2 separate regions of the Homo sapiens genome follow, and region 2 is linked to region 1. Evidence: read pairs that join two places in POLR2A ChIA-PET (ENCODE). Cell type or tissue: endothelial cell of umbilical vein. All regions are shown on one strand. Each heading gives the region's core, and the rest is flanking DNA. Links, peaks and the distances in the headings are about the cores only. Region 1 overlaps ZFYVE28 (zinc finger FYVE-type containing 28). Region 2 overlaps ZFYVE28 (zinc finger FYVE-type containing 28).

Region 1 (14,921 bases), core at 4,004-12,003:
TTAAGAAAATGTGGCACATATACACCATGGAATACTATGCAGCCATAAAAAATGATGAGTTCATGTCCTTTGTAGGGAAATGGATGAAATTGGAAACCATCATTCTCAGTAAACTATCTTAAGAACAAAAAACCAAACACCGCATATTCTCACTCATAGGTGGGAATTGAACAATGAGATCACATGGACACAGGAAGGGGAACATCACACTCTGGGGACTGTTGTGGGGTGGGGGGAGGGGGGAGGGATAGCATTGGGAGATATACCTAATGCTAGATGACGAGTTAATGGGTGCAGCGCACCAGCATGGCACATGTATACATATGTAACTAACCTGCACAATGTGCACATGTACCCTAAAACTTAAAGTATAATAATAAAAAATAAATAAGAAAAAAAAATTGTGATGCATCAGAGGACATTATAAAGAAAATGAAAAGACAACCTAAAGAATATTTGCAAATCATATATCTGATGAAGATTTAATGTCCAGAACATATAAAGAACCCTTACAACTCAACAACAAATCGACAAACAACCCAATTTAAAAATGAGGAAAGACTTGAATAGACATTTCTTCTAAGAAGATATACACATGGCCAACAGGCACATGAAAAGATGCTCCACATCGTTGGTTACTAAGGAAATGCAAGTCAAAACCATGATGAGATGCCACTTCACACCCACCAGGATGGCTGTAATCAAAAAAATGGAAAAGAATACGTGGGGAGAGCGTGGAGAAGTCAGAACCCTTGGATTGCTGGCAGGAGTGTAAAATGCCACAGCTGCTACGGAAAACAGTTGGTGGTTCCTTAAAAAGTTAAACATAGAATTATATGATCCATATGGTCATACCACATACCCTTCTAGGCATATACCCAAGAGAAATGAAAACATATGTCCGTGAACAAACTTCTACACGAATGTTTATGGCAGCATTATTCATAATTGCCCAAAGGCAGAAACAATCCAAACTTCCACCCGTGGGTGAATGAAGAAATGTATGCGCGGGAACATTCGCCACGTGCCACAGCATGGTGAGCCTTGAAAACGTGGTGCAAAGTGAAAAGCGGTCACAAAGGTCACGTATTATGTGATTCCATTTATATGAAACACCCAGAATAGGCCAATTCATAGAGACAGAAAGCAGATGAGGGATTGCCAGTGGCTGAGGTGAGGAAGTCAGTGGTGATTATTAAAAGGGTGTTTTCTGGGGTGATAAAAACCTTTTGAAACTAGAGAGGTGATGGGTGCACAGCACCGTGAATGCAGAAAATGCCTCAGAATCATACCCTTTAAAACAGTTGTTCGTTATATGAATTTATTTGAAAAAAGAAAAGGGAAGACTGGCCACCCCCACTTCCAGCAGGGCCCAGCTTTCTCCACTGTGCGGGGCGTCCTCTCTCCTGCTCACCTTAGCTGGACCTGGGCCAAGCCCCTCACAGTGCCCCCACACCCCTGGCCACACCGAGACCCCAGGATCCAGCCTGCCAGGCTCACCAGTGGGTGCTGCTTACCCCTGCTCATGGCAGCATGGACGCAGGCCTGGGTGGCCTGTCGGGCTGTAGCCATGGGCAGCGGCTGCATTGGACCCACCGTTTCTGGCAATAGCTCATTCCCAGGCCTCATTCTGAGCCTCTTCAGCCGGATTCCTGCAAGTGCCAGGCCAGGTGCAGAGACAAATGCTGAGTCTCTGGCAGCCGCCCGGGGGCCGCTCCCCACCTCTGGCCCCCACACCCCGTTACTTCAGCACCTGGGCCTGATCTCCTGTCCCACGGGCCTTCTCTCTGTCGTTCGGGCACCTGCAGAGCTGCTGAGCAGCAGGGCTCAGCCACTGTGGAGTGCACGGCCCTGCGTCCAGCACGCGAAAGCTAACACACGGCTGGATGTGGGGACACAGCCCAGGGGGTCTTGGGTCCCCGCAGGCTCCCAGGAGGAAGTGGCGCAGCAGCCTTGGGGTCTGAGCCTCCTGATGAACGAGTTCTTTTCTGAGGTCCTGGGCCAGCAGCTCTCATGGGTGGGCCTTGTCCCCCCACTCCTGCTGACTGCCCTGGGGGGCAGCTGGGTCCTCCCTCGGCCACGCTGCTGCCCGGCACAGGCAGGAGCGAGGTTTCCAGAGGGGCAGACGTTGGGTACACAGGTCATTGCGGGACTGAGTCCTATGCTCAGCAGGGGAGGGAGCTCTACTGTGGTTGTGGATGGCTTCCCTGAGGCTTGGCCACTGGAGTCAGGGCTGCCCCCTTCCCTGCTCTGTTTCACTCTGCCTTTGTCCTGAGACTGCCTGATTCACCCATAAAGTTAAGGCTCTATTTGGGTAATTGTCCCCTGAATACTGTTCGTTCAATCAGGACAGGCAGCTCATGTAAGAGCCACAAAGGAGACCAAGCAGAATGGAAGGCTGGTTGTGCTGTCCCCTCACCCACAGGTGGTCAAGACACAGCCCCCTGCCCAGCTGAGCTGGCCACTCCACAGGGGCCCCGGAGGCAGCACTGCACATACTTTTCCTGTGACTTTCAAATCTTCTTTTTGCACATGAAACCCAACGATTTTTAGGGAAAAACATTCCCTTTGTTCAATTCTGTTCATCAGCCTTTCTCACTGAGCTGGGTGTGTTAGACAAGGAGACTGTCCCTGTGCTCCCAGGGACTCGGTGTTGGCTGGACCTAACCCTGGTGTCACGTCTGCTGAAAGAGACAGGCCGGTGGTGCTCCATTTACACAGACAGGCCCACATGGCCCTTGTCTGTGCTCTGATGAGGAAGAATATGATGAGGGACAGGGGACGAATTCGTGGGTGGATGCTCCCCAGGCACCTGAGACATGGTCTGGTCCCAAGAGACCCAGGAGGAGGCACCCAGAGAAGGTCCTCTGGGATGGGTGCCCTCAAGGAGAGACGGGCTGAGACATGGATGATCAAGGCACACTCGGAGCTTGGCAGGGCTGGACGGTGCGTGGAGAGGAGTGGGTGCCACTGGAGGTGGCATCTGGGAAGCTTGTCCTTCAGCAGGCTTTGAGCCGGACTCTGGGGGAGGGACAGTGAGGAAAGCCGGCCTCAGCCACATGCGGCCCCAGTCCTGGGGAGGGGAGCTTCTCGGGGCATGGTGGGCACCACAAGGGAGGTGGGTCCTGTGTGGGGGATGAGGGGAGGCTGCTTTGGTCTCGTGGCTTGTGGAGCGTTGGCCAGGCTGCAGGAAGGGAACCCGTGCGGGCCTCAGCTCGCACCTCCAGCTGGTTTTGCTTTTGGAGAAGATGGTTCCAGGTCCAGTTCTCATAAAGCTCTGCAGATAAATTTAACCACAAATCCAGTTTTTATTACTTGCAAGAAGGTAGATTTTGGTAACAAACCTTGAGGCTAATTTATCTGATTGCAGCACTGATGTGTGCAGATACACTTTTCTGATTACTTTATGACCCCTCCAATGAACACAAGCTAATCAACTGCAAAAGAGGATGAAGTCTGGGTAATAATTCTCACTGCTTTTTTCTAAACTTATTTACAATGCAATCACACAAGGCAAAGCATGAGGCGGCGGCCGTGCTGGGACAGTGGCGCTGCAGAGTCCCAGCGGGCGTGGTTTTCGCAGGTGGTTAAGTTGGGCCGTCCGCGGCACCCAGGGGGCCACAGGGCCTGACATCCTGGCTTTTGTGTCTCAAATGCAGTGGCCTCGTGGTCTATGCGGACGGACCTCTGAACTTGGACCGCAAGGTGGAAGACATGTCCGAGCTGTTCCGGCCCTTCCACACGTTGCTGCGGAAAATAAGGTGGGGATGGAGCTAGAGGAGGTGGGGGAGGGGAGGGGGACAGGAGGGCCACAGGTGGGCGCTGAAGTCATGTTTAGCCGCCGCCTCCAGGTCCTCCTCCTCTCTGTGAGGAAGGATGGGCTGGTTAATATTCCCTAGGGAGGGGTCACAAACGACCCATGGGGGTCACAGAGTCCTGGCTTTTGCCCCTGCCTGGGCATCGCATGGGGTGGGCGCTCTCTTGGGCTGAGCTGGGGGAGTGAACCTCACACTTCCTGACATGGTACAGCAACAGCTAAGTGTCCTGCTGTCCCCACCATTCCCATTGTCCCCACCATCCCCACCGTCCCCACCGTCCCCACCATCCCCACCATCCCCACCGTCCCCACCGTCCCCAAAGCGCTTGCTTCTGTTGGAGTCTTGGTGCTCCACCTGTGCCCTTTGTCTTTAGTTACTGGTTTACGTCTGTGTCCACATGGGAGACCCCCTTTTAAAACACGACGCCTTTCCTTCATATGGGCCAAGGGCTTTGCTGGGTGGCCTGAGCCGACAGAGCCCAGCCGTGGCTTCCTGGAGGGACGGGGGCCACGTGAAGCCCATGGCACATGTCCTCCATGTGCCACCCTGGCTCTGTGGCCTGGGACAGCTTGGTATTTCCTACCACGGCCCCTGATCACTGCAACCAGGTTTCCTTCGGGGACCCAGAAGCCTAGAACTCTGCCCCATGAGGGCCAGAGGTGCTGTGAGTCCAGACAGTGAAAAGTGACCCCGTGGGCTATGGGGTCCTCGTCACCCTTGCAGATGGGGTTGTGAGCTCTTGGGGCCTTGGCAGGTGGTCCTTGGCGTCAGTGGGTTCAGGGGCAGGGGTGCTTGGTTCAGTCCATGTTTCATCTGGGAGATGGCTGTCGCTGCTTTCCTCCTGCTTGGGGGGATGTGAGCCCTGGACCTGGAGGTTGCAGTCTCATCCTTCCTTGGGTGACGTGGAGGAGACCACAGTGAGGAGAGGAGACAGATGCCACCTACACCAGGAAGGCACATGCACCCCCTGCCCCACATATGGGGGTCTTACAGGAAAGGTGGCGCAGGTGCCGGGCCGTGGCTGGAGAAGGAGCCTCCTGGGCGGTGTGGGGCTGGAAGGGGGCACCGGCCACACAGGAGTGGAGTGGACGTCCTGGGAGCATATCTGCCCTTGGCCTGCATGGGTGATGGAGAGGAGGATGAAGCTGAACGGGCTGGAGGCAGAATGCTGTCGAGGGATTAATGCTAGGATTACAGGTGGACCACCATGCCCAGCTAATTAAAAACAATTTTCTTGTAAAGATGGGGTCTCGCCATGTGGCCCAGGCTGGTCTTGAACTCCTAGGCTTAAGCTTTCCTCCGGCCTCGGTCTTCCAAAGGGTTGGGATTACAGGTATGAGTCACCTCACCTTGCAGAAAGCTGTGTGGGTGGAACGTGCCTCTGCTGCCCACCCAGGGGCCCTGATGTGGGAACCTCACCCATGGGTAAGGCAGCGGGGACCCAGGTGTGCACCCACAGGCTGGCCCTGCCGCCCCGATGGAACTGCTGCTTGTGCCCCCCGCCCACCCAGGGAAAACAGTGAGAATCCACAGATGAGCCTGCATCTCCTCCAGCGTCAGGGTTTGAGGACTTATCCGTTACTGTCCACGTGTAGTGGTGTGATCTCAGCTCACTGCAGTCTCCGCCTCCAAGTTCAAGAGATTCTCCTGCCTCAGCCTCCTGAGTAGCTGGGATTACGGGTGTACGCCACCATGCCCGGCTAATTTTTATATTTTTAGTAGAGACGGGGTTTCACCATGCTGGTCAGGCTGGTCTTGAACTCCTGACCTCAGGTGATCCGCCCGCCTCGGCCTCCCAAAGTGCTGGGATTACAGGCGTGAGCCACTGCGACCAGCCAAAAGATCCTGCTTTTAAAGGTACCTGAACTGTGGAAGTAAGGACTGGGTGAACTAAGAGCCTGGGGAAGGGAGCCTTTGGAGGTGAGCTGCAGTCTACTTGGCTGTTCTTCCCCAGGGAAGATTTGATGATTCCAGGCTTGTCCAGGGCCCAGGCTTCCCAGGCAGAGAAGCTCTGCTGGGGAAAGAACATCTAATCAAGGGCTGGTGAAACAGGCTGGCAGCTTGGGGGCATTCAAGCAGCACGCCTGCCAGTCCTGGGGAAGCAGGAAATCCAGGCAGAAAGCCCCCTGACAACAGGCTTCCTGCAGTTTCCAGGTGCTTAGGAACAAAAGCATGCCTTGAGGCCGGCGCGGTGGCTCATGCCTGTAATCCAGGCACCTTGGGAGGCCCAGGCGGATGGATCACCTGAGGTCAGGAGTTTGAGACCAGCCTGGCCAACATGGTGAAACCCTGTCTCTACTAAAAATATAAAAATTAGCTGGGCGTGGTGGCGGACGCCTGTAATCCCAGCTATTTGGGAGGCTGAATCAGGAGAATCATTTGAATCTGGGAGGCGGAATTTGCAGTGAGCTGAGATTGCGCCACTAAATTCCAGCCTGGGCGACAGAGCAAGACTCTGTCTCAAAAAAAAAACAATCAAACAAAAAGCATGCCGTGAGCACACTGCTAGAGACGTTTGCCAGATTTTGAAGTTGCATGTGGCTGGAGGCTGAGCTGGAACTTGGAAGGACAGAACTCGGTCTCCTGCAGACTTTGGGGTTTGAGAAGGCAGAGAGTGCAGCAGGCTCAGAACTGCAGTAACCAGGCCTAAGCGCAGCCAAACCTCAACCTACTCCGTGTCCGAAGGGAATGCAACAATGGACCTCATGCGGTCAGCCTAACAGAGAAAGGGGTAGTCCCCTCTGGTGGAAAAGGTGTCATCTGTAACCTTTATGATTCTTTTATATCCAATGTCTGTCATATAATCCAAAATTGCTTAAAATGTTGGCCGGGCACAGTGGCTCACTCCTGTAATCCCAGCACTTTGGGAGGCCAAGGTGGGCGGATCACCTGAGGTCAGGAGTTTGAGACCAGCCCAGCCAACATGGCAAAACCCCATCTCTACAAGAATACAAAAATTAGCCAGACATGGTGGTGCATTCCTGTAATCCCAGCTACTTGGGAGGCTGAGACCAGAGAATCGCTTGAACCCAGGAGGTGGAGGTTGCAGTGAACCAAGATCGTGCCACTGTACTCCAGCCTGGGTGACAGAGTGAGACTCTGTCTCAAAAAAAAAAAAAAAAAGTTAAAGAAACAAGAAAATACTGTAATCCCAGCACTTTAGGAGGCCAAGGTGGGTGGACCACAAGGTCAGGAGATCGAGACCATCCTGGCTAACACAGTGAAACCCCATCTCTACTAAAAATATAAAAAATCAGCCAGGCATGGTGGTGCGCACCTGTAGTCCCAGCTATTTGGGAGGCTGAGGCAGGAGAATTGCCTAAACCTGGGAGGCAGAGGTTGCAGTGAGCCGAGATTGCACCACTCCACTCCAGCCTGGGCTACAGAGCGAGACTCCATCTCAAAAAAAAAAAGAGAGACAAGAAAATATATCTGATAGTTGAGAGAAGAGCCAGAAAGTGGATGCAGAGTTCTGATGATCCAGATAACTACTCCCAAGAATGTGAACACAGTGCTGATTAACATGTTAAAGAAAATAGAAGGGGGCAAATTAGATAAGAGGATAGAGAATTTAACAGAGAATTGGAATCTATACAGAGAGACACAACCAAGTGTGGTGGCATGCACCTGTAGTCCCAGCTGCTCAGGAGGCTGAGGCCGGAGGGTCACTTGAGCCCAGGAGTTCTAAATCCTAGTGTGCTATGCTGATCAGGTGTCTGCACTAAACTTTGGCATCAATATGGTGACCTCCTGTAGCAGGGAACCACCAGGTTGCTTAAGGAGTGGTGAACCTGCCCAGGTCAGAAATGGAGTAGGTCAAAACTCCCATGCTGATCAGTAGTGGGATTGCACCATTACAGTGCAGTGTGATAGCCACTGCACTCCAGCCAGGACAACATAGCAAGACTCCATCTCTAAAGAAAGAAAGAAAGGGGAAGGAAAAAAAGGAAAGGAAGGAAGGAAGAAAAAAATGACATTCTAAAGCTAAGAAAATTCACAATTTGACAATAAGGACGCAGTAGATGGGTTTAATAGCAGATCGGACCCAGCAGAACACAGAAGTAGTCAGCTTGAGGATAGCTTAATAGAAGAGACCCAAACTGAAGCTCGGGCAGGAAAAAAGAGGGGAAAAACAACAAGAAACAACAATAGAAAACCAGAATAGAGCATAAGAGACACGTGTAACAAACTCAAAAGGCCTAAAAAACATAATTGGAATCCCAGAAAGAGAGAAAAGAGAGAAGGGGCAGAAGTAATATTCAAAGAAGTCATGGCTAAACATTTCCCCAAATTCCAAAAGACAAAAATCTCTAGCCACAGATTCAGCAAGAAAACTACAAACAAAAAACCAACCAGCATACCTGGGTATATCATAGTGAAATTGCCAAAAACAAAGACAAAAAATTTGACAAGCAGCAAGAGAAAAAGGACATACTACTTTGAAACGAACATAAGATGGATAGCTGTCTTCTCAACAAATGAACAGAAACAATGGAAGCTGACAAGCAGTGAAATAACGTATATTTAAACTGCCGAAGGAGGTTGGGCACAGTGGCTCCCGCCTGTGATCCCAGCACTTTGGGAGGCTGAAGCGGGAGGATCACTTGAGCCAGGAGTTGGAGACCAGCCTGGCCGACATGGTGAAACCTCGTCTCTACTAAAAATTCAAAAATCAGCCAGGCGTGGTGGCGGGCGCCTGTAATCCCAGCTGAGACACGAGAATCACTTGAACCTGGGAGGCGGAAGTTGCAGTGAGCAGAGATCACGCCACCGCTTTCTAGCCTGGGCAACAGAGTGAGACTCTGTTTCAAAAAGAAAACAAAACAAAAAAAACTGCTGAAGGAAAATAGCTGACAACCAGCATTTTATAACCAGCAATAATATCCTTCAAAAATGAAGGTGATATTTTGCCTTCATGAATTATTCCAAAACATAGAACTGAAGGAATTTGTTATCAGCAACCTGCACATAAAACAATTAATTGGAGTTCTTCAGAAAAAAAAATTGTATCAGATGGAAATGTAGAAATGCTAGAGAGGCCAGGTGCGGTGGCTCCTGCCTGTAATCCCAGCACTTTGGGAGGCCAAGGCAGGAGGATTCCTTGACCTCAGGAGTTTGAGACCAGCCTGGACAACATAGTGAGGCTCTCTAGTTAAAAAAAAGAAAAATTAGCTGGGCATGGTGGCATGCCTGTAGTTCCATCTTACTCAGGAGGCTAAGGTGGGAGGATCATTTGAGCCCAGGAGTTTGAGGTTGCAGTGAGCTATGATTGTGCCACTGCACTCCAGCTTGGATGACAGTGAGGCCCTGTCTTAAAAAAAGTAATGCAAGAGAGACTGAAGAACATGATGTGGGTTAACATAAGTGAATATTAACTGTACAAAATAATTATAGTGTCTGTGGAGTTTAAATTGTACATAGTACTAAAATTCATGATATACAAGTAGCAGAAAAGACAGAAAGGGGTAAATGGAATTTTAAAGTTGTACTGGAAATGTGATTGAATAAATTATTTATATTAGAATGTGATCAGTCAAGGATCACTATTACAATATTAGGATAACACTAAAATAATAAAGATGAATAACTAGCAAATTCATAGAAGGAAAAACATCCAAAATAAGGTAAGAGCAGAGAAAGAGAAGATACAACAAATGGACCAAATAGAAAAAAATAGTAAGATGAAAGATACAAACCCAACCACATCAGTGATTACATTAAATACAAATGGACTAAATATTCTAAGTGTAAAACCAAGATTACCAGTCTGGGTTGAAACAGCAGCAACAACAGCTGTACTTGGCTGACGAGAGACCCAGTCCTGACACAAGTACGTGAACAAGGTTGAGAGTAAATAGACAACATAAACCATGCAGACACCACCCAAAGAAAGTTGTTGTAGTTATATTTATCAAAGTAAACTTTAAGGCAAGAAAGATTACTACAGATAAAGAGAAATATTTCATGCTGATAAACAGGCAATTCAGTAGGAAGATGTCACAATCCCAAATCTGTATATATGGGCTGAATAACATAGCTGTAAAACTTATGTAAAGCAAATAACAGAAATATAAGGTGGAATAGACAAATCCAAAACCAGCAGGATACTTTAATTTACCTCTCTATAACTGATGGAACTAACAGGAAAACCCTTGAGAATGTAAGAAATCTCAATAACAAAACTAATAAACTTGACCTGACTTACATGTGTAAGTTACATCCAACAATTGCCAGAATTCACGTTCTTTTTTTTTTTTTTTTTTTGAGACAGAGTCTCACTCTGTCGCCCAGGCTGGAGTGCAGTGGTGCGATCTCGGCTCATTGCAACCTCTGAATTGCAACCCAGGCTCAAGCAATTCTCCTGATTACAGGCACGTGCCACTACTGCCTGGCTAATTTTTGTATTTTCAGTACAGACTGGGTTTCACCATTTTGGCCAGGCTGGTCCTGAACTCCTGACCTCAAATGATCCACTCACCTCGGCCTCCCGAAGTGCTGGGATTACACACATGAGCCACCGGGCCCACCCTTATGTTCTTCTTAAAAGTATGTGGAGGCTGAGTGCAGTGGTTCATACCTGTAGTCCCAGCACTTTGGGAGGCCCAGGTGGATGGATTGTTTGAGCCCAGGAGTTTGAGACCAGCCCAGGCAACATGACGAAACACTGTCTCTACAAAAAATGTAAAAAAATGGGTGTGGTGGCACATATCTGTGGTCCCAGCTACTTGGGAGGCTGAGGTAGGAGGATGGCTTGAGCCCAGGAGGCAGAAGTTGCAATGAGCTAAGGTCATCCCACTGCACTCCAGCCTGCACCACACAGCCAGACCCTATCTAAATAAATAAATTAATTAATTAAAAAAAAAAGCATGTGGACCATTTATCAGAATTGATTATATGACAGACCGTAAAGAAACCCACAGTGAACCTCAAAGACAGAAAGTATTCATAATATGTACTCTGACTTTAGTGAGCCAGGTATCAAAAAAAAAAAAAAACCTGGAAAAACCTGGAAAAATCCCCAATTACATGATAAATTAGGCAAAACACTTCTATTTATTTATTTATTTGAGACAGAGTCTTACTCTGTCACCCAGGCTGGAGTGCAGTTCGCATGATCTTGGCTCACTGCAACCTCCGCTTCCTGAGTTCAAGCGATTCTCGTGCCTCAGCCTCCTGAGTAGCTAGAACCATAGGCATGCGCCTCCATGCCTGGCTAATTTTTGTATCTTTAGTAGAAACGGGGTTTCACCATGTTGGCCAGGCTGGTCTCGAACTCCTGGTCTCAAGTGATCTGCCCGCCTTGGCCTCCCAAAGTGCCGGGATTATAGGTGTGAGCCACTGTACCTGGCCCAAAACACTTCTTTTTTTTTTTTTTTTTTTTTTTTTGAGGCAGAGTCTCGCTCTGTCGCCCAGGCTGGAGCGCAGTGGCGCGATCTCGCTCACTGCAAGCTCCGCCTCCTGGGTTCATGCCATTCTCCTGCCTCAGCCTCCCGAGTAGCTGGGACTACAGGCGCCCGCCACCACACCCGGCTAATTTTTTGTATTTTTAGTAGTGACGGGGTTTCACCATGTTAGCCGGGATGGTCTCAATCTCCTGACCTCGTGATCCACCTGCCTCGGCCTCCCAAAGTGCTATGATTACAGGCGTGAGCCACCGCGCCCGGCCCCAAAACACTTCTAAATAATTCCTTGTTCATTGCAGAAGTCAATGGAAATTTTTCTTTTTTTTTCTTTTGTAATATAGATGGGATCACACTATGTTGCCCAGGCTGGTTTTGAACTCCTGTGCTCGAGCCATCTGCCTGCCTTGGCCTTCCAAACTGTTGGGCATGAGCCACTGTGCCTGGCCAAAATTTAAAAATAGTTTTAACTACATGATAATAGAGATATGATATATCCATGTGGCCAGGCCCAATGGCTCATTCCTGTAATCTCAGCATTTTGGGAGGCTGAGGTGGGAGGATCACTTGAGCCCAGGAGTTCGAGACCAGCCTGAGTGAGGCAATTCTCCCACCTCAGCCTCCTGAGTAGCTAGGACTACAGGTGTGAGCCACCACACTTGGCTGTTTCTTTTTGTATTGATTCCAATTATCTGTTTAAATTCTTCATCCTCTTATCTAATTTGCCCCCTTTAATTTTCTTTAACATATTAAAACAACAATAAAAAACTTAGTTGGGCATCATGGCACACGCCTATAGTCCCAGCTACTTGGGAGGCTGAGGTAGGAGGATTGCTTGAACCCAGGAGTTTGAGGGTGCAGTGAGCTATGATCCTGTCACTGTATTCCAGTCTGAGCAACAGAGTAAGACCTCATTTCTAAAAAAACAAAAAGGAAAATTAAGATGAGGCCTAAGCAGTGTTTTGAAGGAAATTTATAGCACTAAATGCTATAAATTAGAACAGAATAAAGGATGAAATTCAATTATATAAAATTTTGTCTAAAGAAGCTAGGAAATAATAAGTTTATCATACCTCAAGAAAGCAGGAGAAAAGAAATAATAAAAATAAGAACAGATGTCAATGAAATGCAAAACAAATGTATAGTAGGGGAAAGACAAACCCAAAAGTTAGGTTTTTTGTTTGTTTGAGGCAGAGTCTAGCTCTGTCACCCAGGCTGGAGTACAGTGGTGCGATCTCGGCTCACTGCAGCCTCTGCCTCCCAGGTTTAAACAATTCTTCTGCCTCAGCCTCCCAAGTAGCTGGAATTACAGATGCCTGCCACCACACCCAGCTAATTTTTTTGTACTTTTAGTAAAGACAGGGTTTCACTGTGTTGGCCAGGCTGGTCTCGAACTCCTGACCTTGTGATCTGCCCACCTTGGCCTCCCAAAGTGCTGGGATTATAAGCGTGAGCCATCATGCCAGGCCCCAAAAGTTAGTTATTTTAAAAGATTAATAAAATTGATAAATTCCAAGCTGGACTAGTTCAAGAGAAAAAAGATAAAACATAAATTACTAATAATATAGATGGAAAGGAGACATCACCACAGACCTTACAGATATTAAAATGATATGAGGATATTATAAACAACTTTATATCACTAAATTTGACAATTTGCATTGGACAAATTCCTCAAAAAAGCAATTAATCAAAGCTAACAGAAGAAGAAATAGAAAACCTTTTAATCCAATATCTATTAAAGAAGTTGAATTCATTATTTTAAAACCTTCCCACAGAGAAAACATCAGACACAGATGGCTTTCCTTATGTATTCTTCTAAACATTTAAAGAAGAAATAACACAAATCTTATATAAATTCTTTCAGGGAATAGAAAAAAAGACATTTTCTAACTTTTTTTATAATTATTGAACAAACTCTCACTTTGTCATGCAGGCTGGAGTGTGGTGGCACAATCTAGACTCACTGCAATCTCTGCCTCCCAGGCTCAAGCGATCCTCCCACCTCAGCCTCCTGAGTAGCTGAGACCACAGGCATGCACCACCATGCCCAACTAATTTTTGTATTTTTTGTAGAGACAGGGTTTTACTGTGTTGCCCCAGCTGGTCTCAAACTCCTGGGCTCAAGCAATCTGACTGCCTTGGCCTCCCAAAATGCTGTGATTACAGGCATGAGCCACCATACCCAGCCCTAACTCTTTTTTTTGTTTTTCAATAAGAGTATAATCTAGACATTTAAACCTGACCAAGATATTACAAGAAACAAAAACTACACCAATCTCTCATGAACATAGATGCAAATACCCTTAAAAAGATACAGACAAATGAAAATCAACCATATATAAATAAGATATATCATGACCAAGAGAAATATATCTGGGCACAGTGGCTCACACTTGTAATCCCAGGACTTTGGAAGGCTGAGGCAGGAGGATCGCTTGAGCCCAGGAGTTTGGGACCAACCTGGGCAATATAGTAAGACCTGATCTCTACAAAAAATTTACAAATTAGTTGAGCATGGTGGTACACATCTGTACTGACAGCTACTTGGGAGGCTGAGATGGGATGACTGCTTGAGCCAGGGAGGCAGAGGCTGCAGTGAGCTGTGATCAGGCCACTGCACTCCAGCCTGGGTGACAGCGCAAGACATTATCTCAAAATTAAAAAAAAAAGAAATGTATTCCAGATATGCAAGACTGGCTTAACATATGGAAATCAAATTGATGTTTTGCCACATTAATTTTAAAAATTGGAAGAAAAATCATATAATTTTGAAAGATTCAAGAAAAGCATTTGAAAAAATTTCACACCAATTTTATGGTGAAAACATCTCTTAGCAATAAACAAAACAGAACAAGAAAAGCATCTCTTAGCAAACTAGGAATAGGAGGGAATTTCCTTAACCTGGTCACAGATAGATATAGAAACAGATTTCGTCCGTGCGTATCTCTGTGTGTGTGTTGTCTGTTGTGTGTGTACTGCAGCACACTTCCCTGAGATTGGGAAGAAGATGTCTACTATTCACTATCTCCATTTAACATTGTTTTCTGGCCCAGCAAGTGCAATAAGGCAAAAATAGAAGGAAAATTAGGAAGTTACACAGCATTGGAAATGAAGGACTAAAACTGCCATTTTATGTAGATAACGTGATCAAGTACCTAGGAAACTCAGGAGCATCTTCAAACTATTAGAAATAATAAGTAGATTTAGCAAGGTCACTAGGTGAAACATCAATATACAAAAATAAGTGGTCTTTCTGTATGCCAGCAATAAATAAATGCGAAATGAAATCAAAATACTGTCTTAGTCAATTTTGTGTTGCTATCACAGAATACCTAAGACTCAGTAATTTATAAAGCAAGGAGGTTCGTTTAGCTCATGATTCTGGAGGTTGGGAGGTCCAAGATCAAGTGGCTGCATCTGGTTAATTTCTTGTGCGGACCTCGTGCTCTGTCATAACGTGGCAGAGAAGCAGGAGGGGAAGGGGGCGTGTGCAAAGAGGCCAAACACAAGAGGCAACCTCACTTCATGACAACCCACTCTTGTGGTAACTAATTTGGTCTCATGAGAAATGCATTAATCTCCTTAATGACCTAATCACCTCTTAAAGACACCACCTCTAAACACCACCACATTGGGAACTAAATTTCAACCTGAGTTTTGATGGGGACAAACCACCCCTAAACCATAGCAAATACCACCT
Region 2 (14,921 bases), core at 2,462-10,461, 87 kb before region 1:
CTGGCAGGGCCCTTGTCCTGGGGCTTCCAGAAGACAGCGTGAAGGAGTTCTGTGTCTGGGATTGATCGTGGTTGGGTAGTTCTGACAAATTTCTCAAACCGACCTCCTCCCACAGAGCTGCCCGCAGGGGTCAGCCCCCCCACCCCACCGTGGGTGTACTGGACTCAGCCTTCTCACAGCGCCGGCATGGGCTGCTCAGTGGGAATCTCCAAGGCTGTCAGGCCATGTGGGCCTTGCCTGAGCCAGGGATCGGAGGGACAGCGAGCAGCCAGCGGAGTGGGGGCGAGGGGGCTGCTGAGATGTGAGTGGCAAGGGGGTGTGGGTCGCGGAGCCTGAAAGGCTGGGTGCACTTGGAGCACAGGGGACAAGGTGGGGTCGCTGCAGATGGGGTTGGGAGGTCGCCTGGGGATGGGTCACAGGCAAGGAAGGTGGGGGCATGATGGGGTCAGCACTGCTGTTTGCGGGGTCCTTCCAGGCCTGCTGTGGGAGAGACGAGATTGGAAGCTGGGACTGGTGGGTGGCGGGGATTCCAGCGAGAGGATGGCAGCAGGCGACTCTGGATGGAGAAAGTAGATGGATCTGGGCCTGGTGGGGGTGGGACCTGGCTGGGGGAGAGGTGCTGTTTGGGGATGGGGAGCTCAGGAGAGGAGCTGCGAGGTGGAGGGTGGAGATGGGGGTGCAGAAGTAGGGGTTTGGACAGTGTGTTTGATGGCCATGCAACTCCACGGGGAATGTGAGGGTGGGGGGCCAGGGGCGTTCAGGGCTGTGTCACAGACCGCGTAAAGGCAGACCTCCCCACTGCGAGATGCCCAGGCATGTTGGATAAAATCACAAAAACATTTTTAAAAGTACTGAGCTGGCAAGAGAGAAGGTGTAACCCCTAGTGCCAGAAATAAGAGGAAACTAAAACCTAAAGCTGAGTGCATGGGAAGGTCCACTTAGAAACCGCCGGGAACTGAGAGCTTCAAACCATCACTGCTGCCCCACGTCAGGATTGGGTGGATCAGCCCGTGGGGCGGGGCTCACCTGGGCGTGGCTTCATCTAGGTGGGGCTTATATGGGCAGGACTCACAGTGTGGGGCCATCTGGATAGGGCTGCATCTGGGCGGGGTGGCATCTGGGCGGGGCTTCATCATCTAGGCAGGCTTACCTGGGTGGTACTCATCTGGGCGGGACTCTATCTGGATGGGGCGCCATCATCTAGGTGGGCTTACCTGGGTGGGGCTTCATCTAGATGGGGCTTACCTGGGCGGGGCCCAACTGGGCGGAGCTTCAGTTGGGAAGGGTCAGCCAGCTGAACCATCTGCGGCCTTTGGTCCACCCCGGCTGGTGCAGCTGTCAGGCAGGCCCCCTCCAGGCTTTCTCCCCGATGCTGAGTCTCAGGGCAGTGGAGCAGAGTGGCAAGGTGATCCTGAGGCCCAGCCTGGAAGTCACATGGCATCACCTCCACAGTGTCCATAGGGCCAGCCCCCATTAAATGGGGGGGGCTGTCACCTCCACTTCTCGGTGCGGGGAGTAGCAGAGTCACATCTCAAAGGGCAGGTGTGGGGATGCAGGGAAATGCTGGCTTGGTAGGATGTTCTTGGGAGCACTCACAGGGAGGCCCAGGGCATGGTGGGGTTAGGGGAGATGTGTTGGTCCAGGACTGGGTGAAGCATTGCTGTCCAGTGAGGGCAGGTTGGAGCAAGGGTCAGACAGGAATCTGTGGCCTTGAGGCCTGGAGGCCAGGGGGCCAGGAAAGCCCCATAGGCCACTTCAGCACAGGGTCACCTGGGCAGCCTGGCCGAGTGAGGTACATGGTGTTCTGGAGGAGCCCTCCTGCCACACCTCTGAAGTGGAGTTCATAGTAGAAAGTTACAAGACAGAGGAGAAAGGGGTTCTCCGTGAGCACACTCCCTGGCATGCGTAAGGTCAAACCAAGCCAAGAGACTGAGGATAGAAACCACAAGGCAGGCCAGGCACAGTGGCTCACGCCTGTAATCCCAGCACTTTGCGAAGCCGAGGCAGGTGGATCACGAGGTCAGGAGGTCAAGACCAGCCTGGCCAACATGGTGAAACCCTGTTTCTACTAAAAATACAAAATTAGCTGGGCGTGGTGGTGCGTCTGTAATCCCAGCTACTCGGGAGGCTGAGGCAGGAGAATCACTTGAATCTGGGAGGCAGAGGTTGCAGTGAGCCGAGATCGTGCCACTACACTCCAGCCTGTGCAATTGTGGGAGCTTCTGAGGCACAGAGGGATGAGAAGGTTCCAGATGTAACTCCTGGGACTTCAGGAGCGAAAACAGGGGGAGAGAGGAGGCTGTTTTCTGCTCACGGCTGAGAATCTTCCCGAGTTGAATCATCAGGTTCATAAGCCCACACCCCAGATGGGAATCAGTGGCACAGCAGGCCCCTCAGATGCTCAGAACGCAGCATCTGAGGGGCCTAAGGGGACAGGCTGCAACCTCACAGGGGCCTCTGCTGGACTGGCTGAATACTGGAGGCCTGGAGGACTGTGGAGCGAAATCTTTCTAGGGCCACAGGGAGCAAAGTCAGAGTAGAGTTCTGGGCTTAGCTAAGCTGTCGTTCGTGGAGGAGAGCAAAATGGAAGACAGTTTTAGACGAAGACAAAAAAGTAACCGCCCCCAAATCATTGCTGAAGAAGTACTGGAAAATGTACTCCAAGAGGAAAATCAAAGTCAGAAGGAAGGAGTGGGAGGCAAGGTGCAATGGTGGGGCCCAGGAGTCGGGGAGGGAGTGGGTAGATGGGAGCAGCAGTCACCTTGGGGAGCGTGAGCATCCGTGCTCCTGGCAAGGGGGAGTGGAAATTCTGGACAGCAATGCCTGGACAGCAATCAGAGCTGGCACTGAGGTCTTTGATGGTTTGCAATAAGGCTGGATTTGAGACCATGAGCTAAGTGTGTGAATTACCACAGGGTAGGCACTAGGATAACAGTCCCAGAAGAAGGGATAACTCCTAAACCAGGGGAGGGAGAAAGAGAATAAAGGAAATAATCCAATCAAAGCAGGAAAGGATGAGAAGAGGGCAGCAAAGCAAAAGCACAACAAACAAAAAGCAAAAACTAAAGCTGTAGAAATAATTGCACGTAAGTCAGGCATCACAGGGAGTGGAGCAAATCCACCTCCCAGACAGAGACTGAGAGTGCACCTGTGCGTTGAACAATCCAACCTTGTGCTGTTGACGAGAGATGTCCACGAGACAGCTTCCGCAGAAAGGCTGAAAAGAAAGGGGCAGAAAAGGTGAACCAGGCGTTTACCAAAAGCAAGGAGGTGAGGTTCTTTCTCCCTGTATCAGGTAAGCACGGCGCTCAAAGCAGAGTGACAGCATGTTTCCCCACAGGGAGGGGATGGCTTCCTGCTGCACACCATCGGCTCCCAGGCCTGGCTGCCCCACCTCTTTAATCCTGGTCTCAGTCACAGGAGCTCTCGGGCAGCCCCTTCTCAGTGTTTTGTTTTGTTTTTTTTTGAGACAGAGTCTTGTTCTGTGGCCCAGGCTGGAGTATAGTGGCACGATCTTGGCTCACTGCTACCTCTGCCTCCTGGGTTCAAGTGATTCTCCTGCCTCAGCCTCTCGAGTAGCTGGGATTACAGGTGTGCACCACCACACCCAGCTAATTTTTGTATTTTTGACAGAGATGGGGTTTCATCATGTTGGCCAGGCTGGTCTTGAATTCCTGACCTCAAGTGATTCACCTGCCTCGGCCTCCCAAAGTGCTGGGATTACAGGCATGTGCCACCATGCCCGGCTAATTTTCTTTCCTTTCTTTCTTTCTTTTTTTTTTTTTTTTTTGAGACAGAATCCATTCTGTGGCCCAGGCTGGAGTATAGCAGCGCAATCTTGGCTCACTGCAACCTCCGCCTCCCAAATTCAAGTGATCCTCCTGCCTCAGCCTCCCGAGTAGCTGGGATTACAGGCGCCTGCCACCATGCCCAGCTAATTTTTATATTTTTAGTAGAGATGGGGGTTTCACCATGTTGGCCAGGGTGGTCTCGAACTCCTGACCTCAGATGATCCCCCTGCCTTGGCCTCCCAAAGTGCTGGGATTATAGGCGTGAGCCACTGCGCCCAGCCAGTGGGCATTTTGAAACTGTTGAAAGAACCAAGAGAACCCGAGGGACAGTGACAGGAGTGCTGGCTGTCGGCCTCACCTGGCTCCTTCCTGACCACTCCAAGGGACGTGAGGTCTCAGAGACAATGGGCACGGGGGCCACTCTCCTGTGCCCCGGCCCCTTCCCTCTGACCTAGGGAAGGCTTCCTGGCCTGCAGATCTCAGAGCCTGGGCCTGCTCAAGGTTACAGCTCGGCCATGTGGCTGCCTGCAGTGGGAGCGGGGCACTGCAGGGAATGATGGGAAACTGTAAGTCTGCTCAGCGCACCCATCAGTCGACCATCAGCACAGTCGATCTGCAGCCTCCCACAGCGTCTGAAATCCAAGGAAGTCCCATTGGTCTTCTCAAATTTGGTCCAATTGGTGTGCTCCAGACACTTCTGAAAAGGCCAAGGACTGTGGGTGGTAAGGCCTGCCTCAAAGCTCACTGTGGGGAGAGAATGGAAAAGCAGGTGGCGGTGCACCCCATCTTCCCTTCGCGGTGCCGCTTGGAGTATGGGGAAGACACATGGCTTCTCTCCTGAAGGCCCCAGGCCCAGCACCGCTTTGTCCGGGCCACTCTCTGGGGGTATCTGGGGCTCACTTTGGAACTATCCAAGGATATGCCTTTGGGGACAAATTCGGCTTGTGGATGAGGTTAGTTATGGTTCATTTTTGTTGTTATATATATATTTTAATCTTTTAAGAGATTGAAGTGTGGCTGGGCATGGTGGCCTACGCCTATAATCCCAGCTACTTTGGGTGGCCAAGGGGGACGGATTGCTTGAGCCCAGGAGTTTGAAGCTGCAGTGAACTACGACTGTGCCACTGCACTCCAGCCTGGGCAAGGGTGACAGAGCAAGACCCTCTCTCAAAAAAAAAAAAAAAAAAAAGAGCGAGACTGAGAGGGTGAAATGCAGTGAATATATAGGTAACCATTGAAAGCAAACCATCAGTGATATTTCCTGTATTCGCAATGTGGTGCAGCCATTGGCTCTCTCTGATTTCAAAGCTTTTCCATCATCCCATATAAACACCCTGTTTCTATTATGTAGTCACTCTTCACTCACCCTGCCTCTGGCCCCTGGAACCTCCAGTTGGCTTTCCATCTCTGCGGATTTGCCTGTTCTGGACGTTTCGTATAAAAGGAGTCATATGCTGTGGGGCCTTTTGTGTCTGGCTTCTTCCAGTTTCATCCATGTTGTAGCATGTGTTAGCATTTCATTTTTATGGCTGAATAATATTCCATTAGTGGACAGACCACTTTTTGTTTTCCATTCACCTGCTGATGGACATTTGGGTAGTCTCCATTTTTGGCTGTCATGAATGACACTGGCATGAGCGTGTGTGTTCGAGTCTTTGTAATTTGATTCTCTTGGGGAGGTGCTTGGGTGGAATTACTGTGTAGCTCCATCTTCAGCGTTTTTTTTTTTTTTTTTTTGAGGCGGAGTCTCGCTCCGTCCTGCAGTGGCGCGATCTTGGCTCACTGCAGGCTCCGCCTCCCGGGTTCATGCCATTCTCCTGCCTCAGCCTCCTGAGTAGCTGGGACTACAGGCACCCACCACCATGCCTGGATAATTTTTTTTGTATTTTTATTAGAGACAGGGTTTCACCGTGTTAGCCAGGATGGTCTCGATCTCCTGACCTCGTGATCCGCCCGTCTCAGCCTCCCAATGTGCTGGGATTACAGGTGTGAGCCACCATGCCCGGCCCATCTTCAGCTTTGAGGAACTGCCAACTGCTTTCCCCATTGTGATTCTTTTTTTTTTTTTTTTTTTTCCGAAATGGAGTTTCGCTCTTGTCACCCAGGCTGGAGTGCAATGGCGCAATATCTGCTCGCTGCAACCTCTGCCTCTCGGTTTCAAGCTATTCTCCTGCCTTAGCCTCCTGAGTAGCTGGGACCACAGATGTGCACCACCACACCCAGCTAATTTTTTTTTGTATTTTTAGTAGAGACGGGGTTTCACCATGTTGGCCAGGCTGGTGTCGAATTCCTGACCTCAGGTGATTCACCTGCCTTGGCGTCCCAAAGTGCTGGGATTACAGGCGTGAGCCACTGCAGCTGGCTTCCACTGTGGTTCTTGACAGAGAGTGGGTCATCGGAGGCGGGGTCGGTGAGTGCTGAGAGGGGCCTGAGAGGGCATCTATGGCCCTGCTGTGTGCTATGGCTTTGAGCTGCCCCAGCCCTGGTGAGCGGAGTGCCCTGATAGGACTCCCACTTCTCCTGTGCTTGTAAATCAAGTCAAACCCCTCGAAACCACAGGCCTGGGGAGGTCTTCAGAAGTGCGCTATGTCCTCCCGCCACGATCCAGGGATGGCCAGGGCCGTGCTCCGAGAATTCTGGAAGGCTCATATTGCGTGTTGACACTCGTGTGTGTGACTGCATCTTTCTCTCAATGGAAGGTTCCACGCACTGCTTCCCACGCCCCCACTTGAGTGGCAGTGACAAGGTCCCACTAGTCCTTTGCCCATCTCAGATCCCTCTGCAGACCCGACGCTGGGGTACAGGCTTTTTCCCCTCCTGGGCTGTAGCCCTGGAAGTGTGGGGGCATCTGTGAGGAGCTGGGGCTCAGGGCAGCCCTGGTAGCTGAGGAGAAGGCAGCTGGGGCCACACAGGCTTGGGCCACAGCCCAGAGGGGTCATCAGGCGGCCACGGGGAAAGGACCTGTATTGTTCTGTGTGCCCTGCATTGTCAGAGAGGTCAGCATTGCACTTTGACTTTCCTCAAACACGGATAATGGCACGCCAGCCTCATGGAGACTCCCAAATGGGGATCCTGTTTCTGAGGGTGCTGGATGGGTGGTAGGCACGTCCTGTGAAGACCATGCTGGTGTTAGCTGACCGGGTCCTGAGCTAGGAGGAGGGGCCTTGGTGGAGGGGGCAGGCTTGGCCCTGCAGGGATGGGTCAGTGCTGCCCTGGTTTTCATGCAGTGAGAGGCTGACTGAGAGCAGAGTGAGCTTAAATTCCAGCACTGGTGTATCATTAGATGTGGGTGGGTAAATAGAGCACAAACGCACCTAAGCTTATTAGTCTGGTACAGCTGCTACGGTTTTTAATATTCCCTTCTAAGCCTTTTTCTTGGCATCTGTGTGAGTGTTGTTGTGCGACTGTCTACCGCGTTCCCTGCCCGCTCTCTGCTGTGTGGCTTCCGTGTTGTCTTCTGCCGGCCACTTCCCCGGGCTTTGTGGATCCGACTATGAAACAGTGATGCTGGCGCTGTCTTCCTCACATGCAGTCCTGGCTTGAGGATGTTCTGCTAGTTTTTGCCGCTGTTGCCTGCTCTGCTTAATACAGCTCTTGCTGACCCATCAGGACTTCTGGGGACCATAGCCAAGCAGAGGCTGCAGGACATGGCCTTCCAGCACCTTCTGCTCCTGCAGCGGGCGGGGCGGGAGATGGTGTCTGATGGCGGGGGCGGTGCCGGCTTGCCTGGCCGACTTACTGATCCAAGCCCTGGAGCAGCTGACCTTGGGAGGAGTTGGGGAGGAGGGGCCCCGCCCACCCAGCAGGGCTGTCTCCAGGTTGAAACGAGCTCCCAGCTGCAGCGCTGTCTGTGCGGTGCCTGGTGCCATGAGGGGAGCGGTGGCAGCAGAGCTCCATGCTCACTGGGGACCCAGCTGAGCAAGTCCCTCCTCCAGCGCCAGGGAGAGGATTTTAAAAGCTGCTACCACTGTCCCTCCACAGCCGGCAGGACCGGGATTTCTTCCTCTGTGTCTCTTGACAGCAGAGACTGCAGCATGACAAAGCCTCAGGGTCGTCGTGAGCTGCCCGACCCAAATCCCTCAGGCTGGCCACCACCACGCACACGGGGCTTCAGGGAGCGCTGGGAGGGCCAAGTGAACTGGTTTTGTTTGAAAGGTCTTTCTCATGAGAGGCTCGAGGAGAGGACGCAGCCCAGGTCTTGGGCCGGGACCCCCGCTACCACTGGGACCCCCGAGGGTTTTGCTGCTGATGGATGAAGAGGCTCCTGTGGAACTGTGGCCTCTGCTCTGCACCTGAGCCCCGGGGGTCATAGAGGTTCTTGGGGTGGACTGCGGTGCGGGGCGGCGAGGGGACCGCAAGGAGGCACTCCTTTTGGCTCCTGGCAACTCTGACCAAAAAGGCAGGCCCATGGAAAAGGCAGTTTTATCCTCTGAAAAACCTCTCTGTAGACACTCTCTTCCTTGGCTCAGAACTCACAGAGCCAGAAGGAGGAGGGGGAGGGCCTGGGGTGGGGCAGGTAGCACCGTCTGGTGTCAGAGTGAAAGCACCCTGTGGTTAGGACAGCTTCTGAGTGCTGCCCGGCCGGGAGGGTGTGTCCCTGCGACCCGGGCCCTGGGCCACCTACTGCACAGGCTGTGAGGGTGGGATGTGGGCACCGGGACTCCTGCCCTAGCCCCAGCCGCCTGTGTGAGATGGAGGTGGCAGTGCTTCCCTGCCCCTGTAACTGGGGCACCCCTGGGGTGGCTCTGCACAGGATGAATCGGCACCTCCCCCTTGGGCCATGTGTCGTTGCGTGTGAGCTGTGACCACTGCAAGGTGGCAGGGCCCTGCAGTGTCAGTGCCTCCACTGGCCATCCCCTTCGGGGCCCCCCTTAGTTCCATGGAGCAAATGTTTCCCCTGGGAACTGGGGAGAGGCTCGTGACGGCCCACCTGCCCAGCCTTCCTCCCTAGGTACCAGTTTCCATCCCCCACTGTGCTCACCTGGGGACATTCTCAGGGTGTGTGTGACGTCTGCCACCTCCAGTCCTTGTGGACAAAGAGAGTATAAGTCAACCACAGTCAATAGCTGAATCCTGTTGGTCTAGAATTTTTCACCCTGTGTGATGGTTAATACTGCCAACCTGATTGGATTGGAGGATACAAAGTATTGATCCTGGGTGTGTCTGTGTGCGTGCTGCCAAAGGATGTTAACATTTGAGTTAGTGGGCTGGGAAAGGCAGGCCCACCCTTAATCTGGTGGGCATAAACTAATCAGCTGCCAGCACGGCTGGAATGTAAAGCAGGCAGAAGAACGTGAAAGGGCGAGACCGGCCTAGCCTCCCAGCCTACAGCTTTCTCCTGTGCTGGATGCTTCCTGCCCTGGAACATCGGCCTCCAGGTTCTTCTGTTTGGGACTCGGCTCTCCTTGCTTCTCAGCTTGCAGACAGCTTATTGTGGGACCTTGTGATTGTGTGAGTTAATACTTAATGAACTCCCCTTTATATATATGTATCCTATTAGTTCTCCCTCTAGAGAGCCCTGACTAATATACCCAGGCAAACCGGGATGTCTGGGGGCCTCATGACACTCACTCCTGGGGTGGCTCGGGACCTGGGCTACTGTCGAATTGCGGTGGGACAGATGCCTGTATTTTAGGGGCCGAGACTGGTAATGTGTGAGGAGGTCAGTGTTGTGCGTGTGCTGTCACAGAGTTAACTTAAGGGCGTCACTTGATGAAATGTGTGTGCGTGTCATGACACAGTAACTTGATGGGCGTCATTGATGGCACTTAGTACTTCCACACATTCTGCGACGGACCAGACCAGCTATGTATAAAAGTGGGTAACCCCAAGACCTTTCATGTAGATGAATTAAGTGCGGTCAAGTAAAAAAATGTGTTCCTCCTGACCTGTGGCTCCCCGAGGCAGATTGCAGGCTCTCGATGCCACTGGAGCTCTGTGGAGGGTCAGGGTTCTGTGCCCGCCCTGAGGAGCTCCGGGGAAGGACCCTCCATGTGGAGAGGCAGCATCTGAAGCGGCCGTGGGGCTGTCCCCGCCCTGTGCGTGCTGCGTGGTGCCGGCACTTCCTCGGGCTCCCCTGTCTGAGGAGGAGGGACGTGGTGGTGCCTCTTAGTGGCCACGGTGGGCGCCCTGCCCTGTTCCTCCACCTTGTGCTGAGGAAGCTTTGACGTGGGTGACAGGGCATGCAACCCCATGTGGCCCACGTGACTGGTACGGCTCACGTCCGGCAGCGTTTGGGTCCAGATGGTGTCCCGGGCCCTGCTCCGAGCTCTGCTCCAAGTCAGGGGCCTGCACTGTTTCTTCCGCTCTGCTCTGCACTTGGGATCCGAGTATCGCCACTTGCTGGGTGGGAGGCAGGCGGCTTCTCTGTAGGCCACCTGGTGCAACGGAAGGAGGCAGTGATCCCCTCCCTGACCCTCTCAAAACGGGCACGGAGTTAAAACAGTCACGTATTCATTCAACAAACATGAACTGGGTATGTATGATGTGCCAGGCTTTGAGCTTGGGACTTGGCAGAAAACCAGATGTCAGAGGCCCCGGCCTTCCTGGGTGCTTTCTTGCGAGGGTATAGCTGGCTTGGGGACATGGTTGGGGGCAGCACGGTCAGGGGCGTGGTAGGGGAATGCTGGCATTCTCACAGTCTAGGCAAGTCACGGGCCAGCCCAGCTCCGCAAAGAGGGGCAGAGATTTCACCTTTGGACAGGAGGAGAGGCGTGAACACACAGGACTGGACAGACGGACAGGCTGTTGGTGCAGCTTTGTAGTTAGCCACACCCCTGCTGCACCCCCCAATGCAGGGCTGGATCTCAACCCCCCACATTGTGCACTGGTTATCACCCCACTCTGTGCACTGGATCTCACCTCCACCCTTGTGCCCTCGATCTCACCCCACCTTGTGCCCTGGATCTCACCACCCAGCTTGTGCCCTCCATCTTGCCCCAGCTTGTGCCCTGGATCTCACCTTCACGCTTGTGCCCTGGATCTCACCTCCACGCTTGTGCCCTGGATCTCACCCCACCTTGTGCCCTAGATCTCGCCCCTCCTTGTGCCCTCAATCTCGCCACTGACCTTGTGCACTGGATCTCACACCCCCCTTGTGCCCTCGATCTTGCCCCCGCTTGTGCCCTGGATCTCAGCTCCACACTTGTGCCCTGGATCTTGCCCCTGCCACTGACCTTGTGCACTGGATCTCATACCCCCCTTGTGCCCTCGATCTTGCCCCCGCTTGTGCCCTGGATCTCAGCTCCACACTTGTGCCCTGGATCTTGCCCCTGCCACTGACCTTGTGCACTGGATCTCATACCCCCCTTGTGCCCTCGATCTTGCCCCCGCTTGTGCCCTGGATCTCGACCCCCCATTGTGCCCTGGATCTCGCTCCTCCTCGTACCCTCGATCTCGCCCCCGCCTTGTGTGCTGGATCTTGCCCCACTCTTGTGCCCTGGATCTCGGTCTCCACCTTGTGCCCTGGATCTCGCCACACCTTGTGCTGGATCTCACCTATTTTCCTTCTCAAGAGCTTCCTGCAGTGCTCCTCTCTTGTACTGGTCTCTCCCAGTCTGTGACTCCCATATAGGTGAAAACCTGCCATGACCTCTCCTGTCTCTAAAGCAGCAACCATGTAGCAGCCCCGCTTGGCTGCCATCTCTCGAGCTGCCACTCCGTAGCTCCTGGCCCTCTTTTCAGCAGAAGTCCTTGAAGAAGCTGTCTGGGTGCCCTCATGCAAGCCCACTGCTTTGTGTTCTGGTCGCTCCCCCAAGCAGCCCACCATGACCACCCATCGGGTCACCAATGGCCTCCCGTGTCGGTGCCCTGCACCCTGGCACGGGCACTGGCCTTCCCCACCCATGCGGCCTCCTGTGGAGCCAGGCCATCCACTGGCACCAGCTCTAGGTCCCTTGCCCTTGGTGCCTCACACTTGTATCTCCAGCCGGGACCTCTGCCCTGACGCTGCACTTGTTGGGACAGCTGCCTCCTTATTGTCTCCATGTGGACGTCTGCCAGGACCCCCCCTCCCATCTCACCTGCCCCCACCCCGCCCCCTCCATTCTCCTCCATCTCTGTTTCTATGGGTGCCTGGGCCTCACACCTGGAAACCCGCCTCAGCTCTCCTCCTAGTTTCTCACTGCACATCCTTCCGCACATCCTGTAGGCGTGGCCTCCAAAGTGTCTCCAGGAGCACATGTGTGTTTGCAGCAATGTCATTCCGAATAGCCACATGTCCATCAGTGGGTGAATAAATAAACAAGATGTGGTGTGTTCATGCGGTGGAATATTATTCAGCCTTAAAAAGGAAGGACATTCCGACACATACTACGGCATGGATGACCCGTGAGGACACTCTGCTGAAAAAGACTAAATCACAAAAGGACTAATATTGTCTGATTCCACCGACGTGAGGTCCCTAGAGGCATGATGTTCATAGATATGGAAAGTAGTCTGGTGGGGGCCAGGGGAGGGGAGCGGGCGTGAGTGTTTAATGGGGACAGAGTTTGGGAAGGTGAGAAAGTTGTGGAGAAGGGATGGTGGTGATGGTTGCACAGCAATGTGAATAAATTTTTTTTTTTTTTTTTTTTTTGAGACCGAGTCTGGCCCCCAGGCTGGAGTGCAGTGGTGCACTCTCAGCTCACTGCAAGCTCCACCTCCTGGGTTCAAGCGATTCTCCTGCCTCAGCCTCCTGAGTAGCTGAGATTACAGGCACGTGCCGCCACGTAAGGCTAATTTTTTGTATTTTTAGTAGAGATGGGGTTTCACCATGTTGGCCAGGCTGGTCTTGAACTCCTGACCTGACCTCAGGTGATCCACCCACCTTGGCCTCCCAAAGTGCTAGGATTATAGGCGTGAGCCACTGTGCCCAGCCCAGCAATAACATTTAATGCCGCTGAGTTGTACACTCATAAAAGGTTAAAAGGTCGATTTTGTGTTATGTTTACATCACTGCAATTTACCATAACAAATAATAGAAAAATGTTTGCAGGAGGTGACCCCTTCTGATGCCTCCCTGATCCCCGGCCGTGGCAGTCGCCCCTGAGCCGGAGTCCTTCCTTCTGCCCTGGCTCCTGTCCTGCCCCACCCGGCTGTTCTCGGCACAGCAGCCAGAGTGATCGTTGAAGCACACAATTCAATTCGGGTCATGACTCGCTGCTCAGGACCCCCCAGTGACTCCGTGTCAGTCGGAGTTAAGCCCCTTCAGGGTCAGGTACCCTCCCCCAGCTGTCCGCCCTCCATTTCAGCCACCCGGGGCTCCTTGCGGCTTCCCAGACACCCCGCCTTGGGTCCCCTCTGCAGGATGGCTGGTCCCATCAGCTCAGACACCCCGCCTTGTGGCCCCTCTGCAGGATGGCTGGTCCCATCAGCTCAGACACCCCGCCTTGTGGCCCCTCTGCAGGATGGCTGGTCCCATCAGCTCAGACACCCCCGCCTTGTGTCCCCTCTGCAGGATGGCTGGTCCCATCAGCTCAGACACCCCGCCTTGTGGCCCCTCTGCAGGATGGCTGGTCCCATCAGCTCAGACACCCCGCCTTATGGCCCCTCTGCAGGATGGCTGGTCCCATCAGCTCAGACACCCCCACCTTGTGTCCCCTCTGCAGGATGGCCCGTCCCATCAGCTCAGACACCCCGCCTTGTGTCCCCTCTGCAGGATGGCTGGTCCCATCAGCTCAGACACCCCGCCTTATGGCCCCTCTGCAGGATGGCTGGTCCCATCAGCTCAGACACCCCCACCTTGTGTCCCCTCTGCAGGATGGCTGGTCCCATCAGCTCAGACACCCCGCCTTGTGGCCCCTCTGCAGGATGGCTGGTCCCATCAGCTCAGACACCCCGCCTTGTGGCCCCTCTGCAGGATGGCTGGTCCCATCAGCTCAGACACCCCCACCTTGTGTCCCCTCTGCAGGATGGCTGGTCCCATCAGCTCAGACACCCCGCCTTGTGGCCCCTCTGCAGGATGGCTGGTCCCATCAGCTCAGACACCCCCGCCTTGGGTCCCCTCTGCAGGATAGCTTGTCCCATCAGCTCCCCTTAAATCCTGATTTAGCAGAGACTCACCCAGTGGGTCTCACCCGGGCTGAATTGGACCCCCAGGGGACACAGGCAATGTCATGTAGTGTGGGGGGTGCTGCTAGCCATCCCACAATGCACAGGAGAGCCCCTGACAAGGAACCCCCTGGCGCCAAGTGTCAGCAGTGCCTTGGGTGAGAAAGAGCCCAGCCCTAATCTGGAGTCCCGCCGCCTCCTGTGAGCCTCCCTCCTGCTATCTTGGACCGTTATCTGGGTGTGGTGGTAGCACCGCGGTCAAAGGCTGTCCCTGGCGTGTTGGGTCCGGCCACCTCTTCTGGCCTGGCGTTCCTGGTGACCTTGGTGGAGAAGAGCTGGGAGTGGGGAAGGAATCTCAGGAAAGCCCTGTTTCCTGCTCCCAGGTTGAAAATTCCAGGCCAGTGCTATGGGATGTCACCAAGGGAGCTTTGGGGACTCTGGTTCATGACTGGTGTGCATTGCACCTGAGTGTGACAGCCAGGCTGTGCTGAGCAGGGGCCGGAGTCCCCACCCCTCACACTGTTCCAGCTCCCACGACCTGGACCTGGTGCCTGTGTGTGGGGAGAGCGTTGGGATCCCCCTGGGGCTTATGAAGGGGCCTAATTGGATGGAGCAGTGCTGTCTGCGCGAAAGCAAAGGCTTCACCTTGCATGCTCGCCTGCTCTTGGATGAGAAACAGTGTAGTTAAGTATGTTAGGGATTATGAAATGTTAGGTAGCATGTCTGAATTCCTCTCTTATTAGTCGAGTAAAGAAAACATAGAACTTGAGTTCAGTGCCTTCCTGAGGCTCAGTGCCCTCACTGTCTGCTCTGCAGAAGGAACCGAGATGGGGGAGGCCCCAGTAGGGTACGACTGGCGTGGCAGTGATGGGGAGCTGCCAGGATCGGACACCAGTGACCTTGGCAATTCAAACTGAGGAGAGGATGGCCAGTTATCTTATTGGGTACGATTTTCAGTCTTGAAGAAAAGGGGTTTCACTGTAGGCCACCTTACTACACCCTGTGCCATTTCATTTCATCTCCTGGAAAGAAGACAGAAGCTTCTCCTGGCTTAATGTGGTGGGACTTTTAATGGGAAGTGAGAGAGCATCATTAGGGCTG

What was found. Peaks named below come from ENCODE experiments on the same cell type or tissue, not always from the same donor. Only the 100,000 strongest peaks of a DNase experiment are listed, where the experiment ranks them.
Region 2: POLR2A ChIA-PET joins it to region 1 with 6 read pairs; 4 of 35 experiments call an interaction of 5 or more read pairs at or near these places.

The regions. Positions count from the first base shown.
Region 1 is chr4:2,309,010-2,323,930 of GRCh38, reverse strand. It overlaps ZFYVE28 (zinc finger FYVE-type containing 28), which reads left to right. Exons shown (of 13, transcript NM_020972.3): 7 at 3,660-3,761. It also overlaps the pseudogene RN7SL589P. Among named protein-coding and RNA genes, the nearest start is that of MXD4, 54 kb to the right of the region's middle. RefSeq lists an enhancer at 1,528-2,027 and a silencer at 3,435-3,729. In endothelial cell of umbilical vein, for the core only: no CTCF peak of the experiment used is centred there; no DNase peak of the experiment used is centred there.
Region 2 is chr4:2,394,917-2,409,837 of GRCh38, reverse strand. All of the region lies in intron 1 of ZFYVE28 (zinc finger FYVE-type containing 28), which reads left to right. Among named protein-coding and RNA genes, the nearest start is that of ZFYVE28, 16 kb to the left of the region's middle. RefSeq lists enhancers at 1,109-1,168, 1,247-1,752, 7,621-8,292, 8,413-8,472. In endothelial cell of umbilical vein, for the core only: no CTCF peak of the experiment used is centred there; a DNase peak (open chromatin) is centred at 6,747.